Linked DNA regions of Homo sapiens: region 2 is linked to region 1. A link is a contact called in ENCODE Hi-C or POLR2A ChIA-PET data. All regions are on one chromosome and are shown on one strand. The core of a region is the stretch at or near the end of the contact, and the rest is flanking DNA. Distances in the headings are between cores, read along the strand shown. Region 1 overlaps ZBTB16 (zinc finger and BTB domain containing 16). Region 2 overlaps ZBTB16 (zinc finger and BTB domain containing 16).

What was found. Hi-C counts contacts between places; a loop is a spot of excess contacts on that map. ChIA-PET counts read pairs that join two places held with the same protein, here RNA polymerase II (POLR2A). Pooled maps may share reads with other maps.
Region 2: a map of endothelial cell of umbilical vein shows a loop between it and region 1 (5-fold over the local background). The contact joins two enhancer-like sites. A Hi-C loop is called at or near these places in 16 of 168 maps with a recorded cell type or tissue (CD14-positive monocyte, CD4-positive, alpha-beta T cell, CD8-positive, alpha-beta T cell and 10 more) and 19 of 50 pooled maps. POLR2A ChIA-PET finds 5 or more read pairs at or near these places in 8 of 52 experiments (A549, B cell, BJ and 5 more).

What each region holds. Positions count from the first base shown.
Region 1 is chr11:114,109,407-114,112,830 of GRCh38, reverse strand. The region is part of intron 2 of ZBTB16 (zinc finger and BTB domain containing 16); the gene reads right to left. Among named protein-coding and RNA genes, the nearest start is that of ZBTB16, 51 kb to the right of the region's middle. RefSeq lists a silencer at 1,398-1,598. Within about 2 kb of position 1,675, at least 13 of the 41 ENCODE cell types and tissues checked have a DNase peak (open chromatin) inside an H3K27ac peak, as active enhancers do; they include endothelial cell of umbilical vein, gastrocnemius medialis, heart left ventricle and 3 more, where a contact is called at or near this core.
Region 2 is chr11:114,161,002-114,164,425 of GRCh38, reverse strand. The region is part of intron 3 of ZBTB16 (zinc finger and BTB domain containing 16); the gene reads right to left. Among named protein-coding and RNA genes, the nearest start is that of ZBTB16, 100 kb to the right of the region's middle. RefSeq lists an enhancer at 1-195. Within about 2 kb of position 1,510, at least 27 of the 41 ENCODE cell types and tissues checked have a DNase peak (open chromatin) inside an H3K27ac peak, as active enhancers do; they include endothelial cell of umbilical vein, gastrocnemius medialis, heart left ventricle and 3 more, where a contact is called at or near this core.

The DNA of each region.
Region 1 (3,424 bases), core at 426-2,925:
ATAATCAGGCCACTGCACTCCAGCCTGGGTGATAGTGCGAGACCCTGTCTTAAAAAAAAAAAAAAAAAAAGAAAATGAACTGTGTGAAAATAGAAATGGCTTTATGGAGCCTACATTTCAACTAGGTCTTAAAGACTGGGTAGAGCTATGAGAGAGAACAGTAGGACTGCCTTCTGGACAGGTAACTCTTAGGAAAGGTCTCCTCAAGTAGAGAAATCTTTATGGTTCAAGTACATGCCAAAAGGACAATATTTCCCTTAGACAGAAGGGGTGTTTTGACGACAGCCAACTTTTTTACAGGAAGAAAAATCAATCTTTTAACATCATTCATTCTCACCAGTCTTTCTCCTCTTCCTCATCCCTCCCTTCCTCATCTTCGTGCCCTCTCTATCCCTCCCTTGCTCTCCCTCTACCTTCTCCATCTCTCATTATCCAAATACTTTTCCAAAATTTAGATTATAAAATATGACCATCAGATGCTTTATAAAATCTACGCTACAGACATCATTGTGACATTTTTTAGTTAAATAAATAATAGAAATGTTCTGTGATGAAAGGAACCATAATCAAAACTGTAGGACAAATGATAGACTGGGAAGAATCTTTGCCATGCATTTGACAGATAAAAGATTCATTTTTCTGATTTATATCGAAAGAGAACCAACAAATGTGCAAGGAAAAGGCAAAAATCCGAAAGAAAATCATGCAAAAAGTTTTAAATTTTTGATGTAGTCAAATTTACACATCTTTTCCTCTATAACCTTTGGGTTTTATTTACAACCTTTTACATATCTATTATATTATTTACAATATACATCCCCCACAAAAAAATTGACAAATGGACACCAGAGAGAAATTCTTTCTTTATTGAAGTGCGTCTGGAAGCCTCAAAAAAAAAATGTTTAAAACAGACTTGGGGTAAAAGGGGAAGAGGAAGAATGTGTCTCAACAGTAGCCAACAAAAACATTCAAGATAAATAAATTCAGCATTCTGGCATCTGTGGACCCAGAAAAACTAGGTTGCAGATTAACTTAATTAGGAAAACCACCCACAACAAACCAATAGCACCAGGAGAGGGAGACGGAAAGAAGAGACTGAAAGAATGAAGCTTTGTCAAAACAGAGGTGTCAGAATCACAAGTAAAATAACTCCCAAAGGAACTCTCAGCCCTTCATAGGACATGGTGGTCTCTGCATCTCATTCATAATGTTTGCCTTGGCTGAGGTTCTAAACCACAAAAACATCTGTACAGAAGGAAGCAACCAATTTCAGTGAAATCATACTGGAAACCTTTAACATTATTTAGCGTCATTTCATGAGAGGACAATGCAGTTAATGTTCCCCACTGGAAGGACCGTCTTGTGGTTCGCAGCGCTAGGCAGTTTCTCTCTTTCTCTCTATTGGTTTAAATGTGAAAGAGAAAGAAAAGGGGGATTTCAGAAATGGAGGGAAGAAAGAAATAAACCATCTAAGGAGCACAGCCAATTATATAGGTTGGCTTTAATTTTCAAACTAGTGCTTAAATACCAATGGTATTATTGCCTTTAGCTCTCTGGAAACTACAGTGTAATTAGGTTCACTCAACTTAACTTAAAACATGCCCAGTCATTAAAATTTTTCTTGATCCAGCCAAGTTATCTCGCGCGTGCACACACACACACACACACACACACGCAGCACAGATCTCTAAGCCAAAAGTACATCACGTCCCCAAGAAACGGCAAAAACATGTCACTGCTTTTTGGAAATCATGCTCATGTTTTGTGACCTTCCTTAAAGATAATGTTCTCACGATTAATTAATTTATGAATAGTTTTCCCCCCAACATGCACAACAGGTTCCATGCAAATTCTTGAGCTTTTAAATTATACTGTTAATGAAAGCAAATAAAGGCAGTTAAAAGGCAATTTGCTCAATTGGTGTTAATATTTAAGCACAGCATGTGTAAAAACAAGATCACAGAATTCAGTTTTTACAAAGAAAACTTTAACCCAACTTCATTTCCAAAAGATTAAACATGTTGCCAAGAATATTTTCTCCCTCTACCCTTCAGCATCAGGTAATGAAGCTTTTTATTACGTAAATATTTCACATTAACCTCATCAGTTTCTATCACTTATAAATTCCAATCTATAAAATCAAATCAGCTTAATCATGTTTAGATTAGATCCTGCATCCTGAAGGCAAACTAAATTATTTACATCCTCACTCTCCTTGGCACATTCAAGCACCAAGACTTGAAGACATCAGAATAGAAAGGTTTCCTCTGCCTTCCTATTCCCGAGGTCTCACTGGCCCTCCTTCTTTAAATCTGCATCAGTGAAACCAACATAGCAGCCTTGGCATCGGCAAATTCTTCTAAACCAACCTCACGCAAAAGCCCTAAAAGTTTACTGGCTGGGCAAAGGCTTGGCCGTGGCTTTCCCTGGAGTATTTCTAGATTCCCCTACGAAAAAGAAAACTTCCCAGGTCAGATTAGTAACAGTAACTTCCCTGGTGACCCCAGATTGCTGCCTTGGGGGACTGTGCACAGGTTGCCACAGAAGACTGCTCTGTGACTGATCTTTGACCGTAGGGTCTGGCTGAAATGCTCCACATCTCCAAGAAAGTCTGAGCCCTTCATAGGGCTAGGAAAAGGGGGTGGGGGCACAGTGGAAAGGGTTCGCTTCTCCATGACATGAGGGGCTCCACCAAGAGCCCTAAATACCGCCCCCCAGCACACACATTTGCACCTAAGTCCCCCACATTCTTCACGCCCCTTCTCTGAGAGTCTAGTCCCCTCAAAATAGAATTTCAAAATGTTACAACGTTAAATAGATGTTGAAGGCCCTCAAAGGAGTTGAATTGTGGGCTCCTTCCAGAAGTCCTCCTGTGGCCCCCGTCTGCTCTATCCTCCGGTCCTGCTCTTCTAACATACTTCAGTTTCCCTTGCTGCTCTGCCCAGCTGTTCAGCCAAACCATGATTTCCTTCCTTTCCCTCAACATACCACACTGTCTGAGAGAACCAAGTTCCCTAAGAGAATCATTCCAGTTTGCACTGCACCAACTCCATGAAGCCAGTTTTCTGTCAGGACTGCTGGAAGGATGGCCCCCAGACAGCTCTCTCTGAGTTCAATCCCTAAATCTCTCCCCTCCCCCAACTCTTCCTTTCCTATCTCCCCCACCCCCAAGTTGCTCATCCCTCAAACCATTTCTATTTGATTAAGAGGATGGCCTCTGCAAGGATGTTTACATTAGGCTCACTTCCAGGCCATAACCCATCCTGCGGGAACACATTCCTGATCGGGGCAATGGAAGGAACTATGCAAAACATCTCGGCCTCATTGTGTACCCCAACTCCAGCCTTGGAGAACTCCACCAACCTCCAGGTCTCTCCAACAGTAAGGAGCAACAGGGCATGGCGGACAGAGCCTGGCTGCAAGA
Region 2 (3,424 bases), core at 261-2,760, 52 kb before region 1:
CAGACAGATGTCCCAGCATCCATCCCTCTAGGGCACCATTCATTTCCTAATAAGACCGTCATCCTCTAGCTGTGCAAAATCATGTGGTGGCATGAGACAGGGTTTGTGTGGAAGAAACCACCCTATGCTGAGATAGAAAAATCATCGAGAGAGGGAGAAGGAAGAAGGTTATTACATAATTTCCACTTTCTTCCCTCCACCCTCAAAGTAATGTTCTATCTGACAGGCTCCTCTCTGAGGGGGGAAAAATGACAAATCCAATCCAAAATTCAACAGCCTGTGTTCTGTTCAGAGAGCACACAGTGTACTGTACAGCCCATAAAACTCCAAACAGCCTCCAGACACTGCCGCAATCGTCCTCCATCAAAACACTTTGTCTTGCATACAAAAATAAGATACAGCGCTGAACAGAATACAAAATCAGCCCATTACAGTACAGGGAGACTGCTACTTAGCAACGAGGGGGCTCTAAAGCCTCGATGCTCTACAGGAAGCAAAATCTGTCGAGCCTGTTGGGCAAACGATAAACATTAGCAGTATTAAAAAACACAAAAGCCATGTAAATGGATAGACATAATGTGGAAACAAATTTATAGAATAAATTGGGATGGGGGATTTGCGGGGTGGGAGGAGATGCTGGGATCCAGAGGGGTAGATGGAACGAGCTTCCCCAACCCCTGCTAAGGCACCATATGGAGACAGAGACATGTGTATTTGGGGGCAGGGACATGTGAACCCCCTCTTCACACAGGGGCTGTAGGTGAAGGGGTGGGAGAGAACTGGTGAAAACACTGTTTAAAACCATGACCTGCAATGAACTTTCCCAACTTTCTCGGTTCAGCTGGCCTGACTAGGACCGGGGGACCCAGGCACGCAAAACCGCAGCACTAAGGTGGCAGTTACGTGGGGGATTTATCTGCCCTGGGGCCAGCATCGCACCCAGCACCATCATGGAACCTGATACTTGCTGTAAACAAAATCCCTGGCCAAAAAACAAAAACCAAAAAAAACAAAAACAACCCACACAACAAAACCAAAAACACCCCATCTGGGCTGGAAAATCAGTATATTTCATCAGGTAAAGGGGAAAAATACTCTGGCTGTGAATCAGCAGCAGGGTTTCGGATCCCAGCCAAAACAGGAGCTAAAAAGCAAAACCATATTCTTCTGGTCTCAGTTTAGGCTCTTGAGGCAGAAAGCGAGAAGGGGTGGGGGTGGGGTTGGGGGGGGACTGAGGACGGGTTGGGGGGAGAGTAAAAGGGGAGAGGAAAGAAATGTATTTTTCATCAGCCAGTGTATAATTTATAAACAGCATTAAACAGTTTTTGTTTTCCTTTTCCTCTCTCCCGTGTACGGGCTTGGACGGTAGTCAAGCCTGCATTAATTTCTGCTTTGGGTACAGTGTGTTCTTGGAGGCGCATCTGCAAGCGATCATAAACTCTCTGGAATGCTGGCAGAACATCCAGACCTGCCGGCAGGCCAGTGACGACACCACTCTGGGAAAAAGTTCGGGAAGCAAGCCAAATTCAGAGTAGGGAGAGAGAGAGAAAGAGAAGTGTGTTCAAGAGCGAGCTGGGGGAAAGTGGCTCCCTTCACCCTTTCCACTCTCTGCATCCGCATCACCCATGCGGACCGAAGGGAGGGCAGCCTGGCCTCTGAGCCACCCCCATCTGATCTTCTCCACTTCCTTGACCCAAAAACCAAAGGCGCCCCCACATAAGGAATGTGGAGGGAGTCAAGGAACATGAACGAAGTTTCTTCCTGGTCATCTCCCGGGTTTGCCCTGATGGTAGGAAGCTAACCAGAAGGGATAGCTGGTATTGACTGGAGAGTGGGCAGAGGGTGCATGGATTGGCCATGGGCTCTCACAAGCCTGGGCAGCCCCAAGTCTCTTGCTCTGAGCAGATACCTAATCTGGGAGGAGAGAGGTGAATGGGAGGAGAGACAAGATGAGGGGAAGCCATCTTTGGACTCAAAGGCACCTCTCCCATCATCAGCGTGGGGACCACCTCGCACTGTCTCCTCCCAGTCACAGGGAATTTTCCAGCTACCTCTCTTCCCCCATCTTCTCTGTCTTTGAGGAGAAGAAACTGAAACCCACAGCTCAGTGCTCCAAAAAAGAATAAATAAATAAAACAGAACAAGGACAAGCCACAGATCTTTGCCATCTTGTAATGCTTTTCTTCTTCCGTCCAACCGCGACAGAGGAAAGCCTAAGAGATCCAATCTGAAGGACTCCTCCAGCCCTTTTCCCTGCCAGGAGGATGACCCAGGTCCCAGGTGATAAGCCCCAGCCACTCCATGCTGCTGCTGAAATCAGAAAATCTATCAACGAAAGCCTTCATTCTTTCCCCATGGCTCTAACTCTGGGGAAGAGCCTCATCTCAGGGATGCTTCTCAACAGCCAGGGCCTACAGTGCCTGACAAGGGCAAGAGAGGAGTGGAAGGATGGGGCCTCCCACCTGGCAGAATGGGGCCACAGGGCCCTAACCAGCACAGAAGGCACAGGCCTCTCAACACTCCAGCCACACCCCAACACAGACGGCCAGTCTTCAAGTTCTCCAACAGGCTTTATTCACCTTATATTCTAGCCTAGTCTACATAAAAAAAAGCCCAACAGTCCCTTCTATTCCAGACACAAAAATATGTCACCCTCTTACTCAGTCCTTCAGTGGCTCTCCAGTGCTTCAGGGAGAATGCAGATCATTTTGCTATTCCTTCCACAGATGTATCTCGTCCATCTCTTCTAAACCCTGCACTCTGCTCTCTCCCTGCAGGCCCAGCCTACACTCGCAGGTTACACCACCCACTTCCATAGGTGGCTTCGGCTTCCCCTCACCGAGTCCTTTCAAAATGCTGTTCTGTTACCCTCTGGCACAAAACACTCTCCTACTCTGAATTTCTCCTAGATTTCTTAGCACTTTGCACACATTACCATCTTGTATGATGATTGCATAGTCATACTCATCTCCCACTCTAGACTTAAGCTCCTTGAGGGCAGGGATGTTGTAGCAGTCTTCACTGTTAAGTGCACAGAGCCTGACACACAATTCGTGCTTATTAAACATCCTCTGGCTCCAAAAATGAATGACACTCCCAGAATAGGAGCAGGCCACATGAATACTCAAACCCTAATCGTATGCAGCCGAGTCAAAAATAGGGACAAGCAGTTCTAGGCATGCTCACTTATAAGCCACCAGGACGTTAAGCCAAGCTGTGGGAAATCTACCTAATGGGAAACCTTACACTGGCCCATCTCAGAACCAATTTGAGTCACTGCATGTGTCTGTGGTCTCTGCATGGACACCTCAGAGCTAGGAATCACTTCTCGTGTTACGACAAGGAGTGGCGAAGAGACAGTGGATCAACAGATGCTTCAATGCCAGATCCCCAAAAGGGGTAAGGTAGCAGAGGGTGAGGAGGG